Regions from separate parts of the Homo sapiens genome. Here region 2 is linked to region 1. The links are chromatin loops, found by intact Hi-C in ENCODE. Cell type or tissue: CD4-positive, alpha-beta T cell. All regions are shown on one strand. Each heading gives the region's core, and the rest is flanking DNA. Links, peaks and the distances in the headings are about the cores only.

Evidence for each region. A loop is a pair of places that touch in the nucleus more often than their neighbours do. Peaks named below come from ENCODE experiments on the same cell type or tissue, not always from the same donor. Only the 100,000 strongest peaks of a DNase experiment are listed, where the experiment ranks them.
Region 2: it touches region 1 in a loop (2.6-fold over the local background); 5 of 110 quality-filtered maps call a loop at or near these places.

What each region holds. Positions count from the first base shown.
Region 1 is chr6:135,437,704-135,440,633 of GRCh38, forward strand. AHI1 (Abelson helper integration site 1) reads right to left here. Exons shown (of 29, transcript NM_001134831.2): 15 at 672-795. Among named protein-coding and RNA genes, the nearest start is that of AHI1, 59 kb to the right of the region's middle. In CD4-positive, alpha-beta T cell, for the core only: CTCF peaks have their summits at 1,394 (motif pointing left) and 1,595; a DNase peak (open chromatin) is centred at 1,408.
Region 2 is chr6:135,065,542-135,068,471 of GRCh38, forward strand. No RefSeq gene overlaps it. Among named protein-coding and RNA genes, the nearest start is that of HBS1L, 12 kb to the left of the region's middle. RefSeq lists an enhancer at 1,425-1,514. In CD4-positive, alpha-beta T cell, for the core only: no CTCF peak of the experiment used is centred there; a DNase peak (open chromatin) is centred at 1,470.

The DNA of each region.
Region 1 (2,930 bases), core at 107-2,606:
TGTCTTACCTAATAGCTGTAAGAATCAAATTAAGTGATGTATCTAAAAGCACCCTGAAAACTAACAGTATTTTTAGAACACATTCAAGGTAGAACAAGCAACTAAAAAAAGTATAAATGAAACTTTTAAAGTTAGCTTTTAAAATGTTTTATTGTGATACTTATTAAATTGAAAAGGGATAAATTATTTTTAAGATTGACATTCTGAAAAATGTAAATGTTTAACCAATCTATAAAACTGTTAAAATATAAGGTACATATTTGTTTCCTCTACTGTGATATACTGAGCACCACTGGATTCTACCCTCTGCAAATCCAGCCAATAGTGAAGACAGTATCCCTGCCACCAAGAGCTTATGCTCTAGGAAAAAATCTCAAGTGTTTAATAACCCCTAACCCCATCTCAAAGCATTAATCAGTTTACATAATGATCATTTAAAGATGGTGAGGACTAGAAATATTATATGCTACATAAATAAAAGACATTTAAGAAAAATGTCTTTAAAAAGTGTTACTATAATTTATGGAATCAGTCTGCATGATGCATATTTATGACAGTCCCTTCTTGGGAAAATACGACTGGAGCATAAGAGTAGTTACATCAGTTTATATTCTCTTTGCTTTCCTTGACAGCAAACAGCATGCACATAAGTACTTCTCAAGGATACTAACCTGGCAGTGCCATCAGATGATGAAGTAAGGATGTAGTGATCATCTTTTGACCAGGAAAGATCATAAATGATATTGAGGTGGCCACACAATTCTCTCATGAAACGTCCAGAAGGAATTTCATATACTAATGAAAATATTTAGAAATTAGGTTTCCAGACAGAAGATCCTTAATCCAATAATATACAAATATATAATTTAATATTATTTAGACATAAGCAGTCTATAACAAAATTATAACCAAAGACATTTGCAGCACAGAGAAAATTTCAAAATTTACTTAAGAATAGTTTTTCTTTTGCTTTACACAAAAATTCACATGCAAAATTTTCAGTTATAATTTTGCTACAATTATCAATTATTTTCATCTCTTTAAAGAAATCCCCTAAGAATCTTTAATAATAAATTTATATCAGTTGAATAATAACATTTACATTGCAATTCACTTATATTCTATAATTTAGGCTTTCATTATTATTTCACCTGAAAATCAACTAAATGCCAACCAAAAATTTAATTATTTGAAGTAAGGAGAAATTTAAATTGTGCTATTGTCAAAAGTAAATTTTAATACTAAAATGAACAGGGATAGTAATCAGGGATAGTATGGGAATTAACAATGACTCAATCAGACACACAAAGCACTGTGGTATTTTACTATATGTTTAAACATACAATGAAATCTAAGATAGTAACACGGAAAAACAAAGTTTCCAAGTCTCTGCTTCCATCTAGTGGTAAAAATCAATTGCCCTTTAAAATACTTAGCAGTTCAGAAATAACAGCAGTCCCCCCTTATGTGCAGTTTCACCTTCTGTGGTTTCAGTTACCCGCAGTCAACCATGGTCTGAAAATATCAAATGGAAAATTCCAGAAATAAATAATTCCTAAGTTTTAAAATGCACATCATTCTGAGTAGTGTTATGAAATCTCATGCCATTTAGCTCCATGTCTCCAGCATGTGAATTATCCTGTGTTCAATGTATCCATGCTATAGATGCTGTCTATCAGAAACTTAGTAGCTGTCTCAGTTATCAGACTGGTTGTCACCCAGTGCTTTTGTTCAAGTAACCCTTATTTTACTTAACGGTCACAAGGTGCAAGAGTAATCATGTTGGCAATTGGCATATGCCAAAGGGAAATGATAAAGTACTTCCTTTGACTGAAAAGGTGAAAGTTCTTGATTTAAAAAGGAAAGAAAAAAAAATCATATGTTGAGGTTGCTAGGATCTACAGTAAAAATCTTCTATCCGTGAAATTGTGAAGAACGAAAAAGAGGTTTGTGCTAGTTTTGCTGTCACACCTCAAACGACAAAAGTAATGGCCTTTAGTGCATGGTAAGTGTTTTGTTAAGATGGAAAAGATATAAATCTGTGGGTGGAAAGCATGAGCATACATGTGTTTCTACTGATGGCAATCGGGTTCAGTACTACTTGAGGTTTCAGGCTTCCACTGAGGGTCTTAGAACATATACCCTATGGAAAAAGAGGGACTACTGTACTTGTGGAATAGCAAAGTAAGAATCTTAGAAAAAATCTCCTCCCCACAGAAGCAACAAGAACACTGGCAAAAACTGGCAAAAATCAACATTCTCAGAACTCTGAAAATTAAGCAAAGCTTACAAAAATTTGAAGAGTATTTAAGAAAAATGGCTGAATTTGGTAAGAACATTGAGCTTTACGGTGTTTTAACTTGCTATGTTCTCATTCCTGTCTCAAACTTTAAAGGAGCCTTAAAAACCAATAAAAATCAAGAGACTGGTTGGGGCAGAACAGGTCTGATGCTCCCTAAAAGCCCCATCCCCAAAGACTTCTCACTATTTGACAGTCTGGCCCTCCAGGAAAGATCCACTGTCAGGGCCTGCCTTTATTTGACCTGGCTCACAGCATGCTCTGGGAGGACAGCCCTAACCCTAAGGTGCATGTCAAAACAACCCGTGGCATCATTTAATATCACAGCTGCAAGTGAGGCTAAGAAGAGGCTCACCAAAGAACTTAAAATAAAAACAAAAAACAAAATGAAACAAAACAAAACAAAAAACCGGGCATGAGATGTCCATAGGGGACACTGATAAACTCCAAAATATTCCTGGGTATCTAGAAGGATTCCCATCCATGTATGTGAAGGGAATATGCACAACCAAGAAAGACCTGACAGGCTTTACTTCTCACTCGGGCTGACGTGAGGAGGCTCAGGACAAACAGAAAGTAAAGCTAAGGCAGAGCTGTAGATTGTGTACCGAAGCATTGAAGGTATACCCCA
Region 2 (2,930 bases), core at 173-2,672, 370 kb before region 1:
AAAAGAAATTAGCATAGCTCCCAATATTGCTGGATATATCCAGTACATCTGGAAATCTTTAATACAACAGCTTCCATACAGGTTGAAGAGAACTGTCCATTTTGAGTACAGTACTTTAAGAAAGAAAGTTGGGTGGGAATATTTCAAAGATGAAATACTTATTTTCTAGATTCATCCTAGTCTGAATCCAGACTTGCCAATATACCATCTTAGTGTATGCACAATTTCTTCTAGGATTTATAGACTGTCTACCTCTGGGTATCATCTTAGCGCTCCAAGTGTATGTATAATGTAGGGACACATACAGCTTTTCAGCCATGGGAAAGAGGTGTGTCTGCAGTATAAAATGCTGCAAGGCACCAACGGAATGTTAATGACAAATCAAAGGACAGAGCATCTTTAAATCCTAGGGGAAAATTCAAAGCAAAGAAAATTTGCAAATCAAATTTAAACCAGAAAAAAAGCATACACATAAAAGGTAGGGTTTTAAAAGGTAAAAGCGGCTCTCATTAAAAGTCATTTAAAACACTGAACTGTTTGAGGAATTTCCCTTCCTTGCCCTGTCATGCTCTGTTTTCTTTGAAAAGGCAGAAAATGGGCTATAGTGTCAATGTGTTGTTTAGAAACCTATATCTAGAAAAACTCTAAGAAAGGAGTAAAATAATTTAAATCAAAACCCTTTCAGCCACTAGATATTGTTCTTACTAGATTTTCTTCAGAAAGACAAGTTGGAAAATGGGAACGGCCAAAGGGAAGCACTTGTTTTCCTTCTCACCTCAATATGTGTATAGGGTTGAGCCATTGCTCATCTTGAAAAACTTGGATATGGGACAGTCACACAACAGTGTTGCCTGTATATTGGGCCATAGACTTTGCAAACTATCCCGTAAAATTTATTAGAAGCTCTGAAAAACTTTCACACTTAGAAGAGGCCACTTGATACTAATTGCCTGTGTAATTTTACCAGGGGTCATTTAGAAGGCTTTGGTTTCTAATTTCTGTTTCTCTCAGGAAATGGTTCAATATGATTAGTCATTTTCTTCATATTTGTTCATATTTCCTTATTTCCTGACTTGTGATGGTTTTATTAGGCAAGAGTTGCTTTTGACTCTGGTTGAGATACACATAATCACACTGATATAACTAGAAGTTTTTAAAGCCATGTTTGCATTTAGATAAACAGAATAGATATTAATCCTTTTCAAGTAGAACACTGGGCAAAAATTAGTCCTTTATGTTTCCCGTTATGACTGTGGTATTGTGGTAGATTATATTTTCCTAAGATGTCCACACCAGTACATTCTATCCAACATGATCTTCTTTCCATGTAATACTGACTGATATGGTTTGGCTACGTGTCCCCACCCAAATCTCATGTTGAATTGTAATCCCCAATGTTGGGGGAGGGGCCTGGTGGGAGGTGATTAGATCATAGGGTCGGATTTCCCCCTTGCTGTTCTCATGATAGTGAGTGAGTTCTCATGAGATCTGGTTGTCTGAAAGTGTGTAGCACTTCCCTCTTTGCTTTCTCTCTCCCGCAGCCATCTGAAGGTGTGTTTGCTTCCCCTTCATCTTTCCACCATGATTGTAAATTTCCTGAGGCCTCCCAGCCATGCTCCCTGTACAGTCTGTGAAACTGTGAGTCAATTAAACCTCTTTTCTTCATAAATTACCCAATCTCAGGCAATTCTTTATAGCAGTGTGAGAACAGGCTAATACACCGACTCTTCTCCACCAAGAGATTGGGAGACTCTGCCTTTGAGACATACTTTTCCATTGAGAGATCTTTCCTCCCCATAAAACTGGGCGGACCTATGACTGCATTGGAAGCCACATTACGTACCTGCTAAAGCTGGCCATAAAAGGTGATACGGCTTTCACTTGGTCCTCTTTGGATGCTCACCCTCAGAACCCAGTCGCCATAATACGAGGAAGGCAAACAGCAATTTGGAAAGGCCATATGTAGGTGCCCAGTAGTGCCTTTGCTGAGATTCCAGATGACAACCGGCCTTCATGACCAGACATGTATGTGAATGAGGCTTCAGATTATCCCAGTGTCCAGCCTTCCAGATACCCCAGCAGATGCTGAGTGGAATAGAGATCATCTGTCCTCACTGATTCTACCCAAGTTGCAGAATTGTGAACAAATATAAATGTTTATTTTAAGCCACTAAGTTTTGGGGTTGTTGTTTAGCAATAGATAACCAGAATAATTATCAACCCAAAAAACATCTCACAGAGACAGTAGTAAATACCGCCATGTTACATGTCTATAGACTCTCATAATTCACAAAAATGCTAATGATAGTTATATAAAGTTAATTATAAGTACTATTGATTCGGATTATTTATATGACAAAGAATACAAGTTTAGAGAGTCTGCTTTAAGTGAGATTTTCTTTGGTCACTAGTCACAATTCTGAAAACTGCCTCCTACGTATACCATAAATAATCATAAAAGATCTTTTTATTCTACCCCATTGAAATGTTACACTAAAACGAATCAAGAAAGCTAGTGTAACAAGGACTTGATTTTCTGTGTGGAAAATTTATGTTATGAAATTCTGTAGTCTCCATTCTTTCACTTGTTACCCAACATATTAATTGCCTGAGAAGTTTTAAGGAACAAATACTTTATTCAAAGGTTGATGCCCTTCAAAAAAATGACAGCTGAACAAGGAAACTTTTGATAAAATATCATCTTCCCAAGTAATATTAATGTAGGTCATTTATTATTATTATTTTTAATTACTACAGTGTTGGCCAGGCACGGTGGCTCACGCCTGTAATCCCAGCACTTTGGGAGGCTGAGGCGGATGGATCATGAGTTCAGGAGTTCGAAACCAGCCTGGCCAACATGGTGAAACCCGCTCTCTACTAAAGATACAAAAAATTAGCCTGGCATGGTGGCACGTGCCTGTAATCCCAGC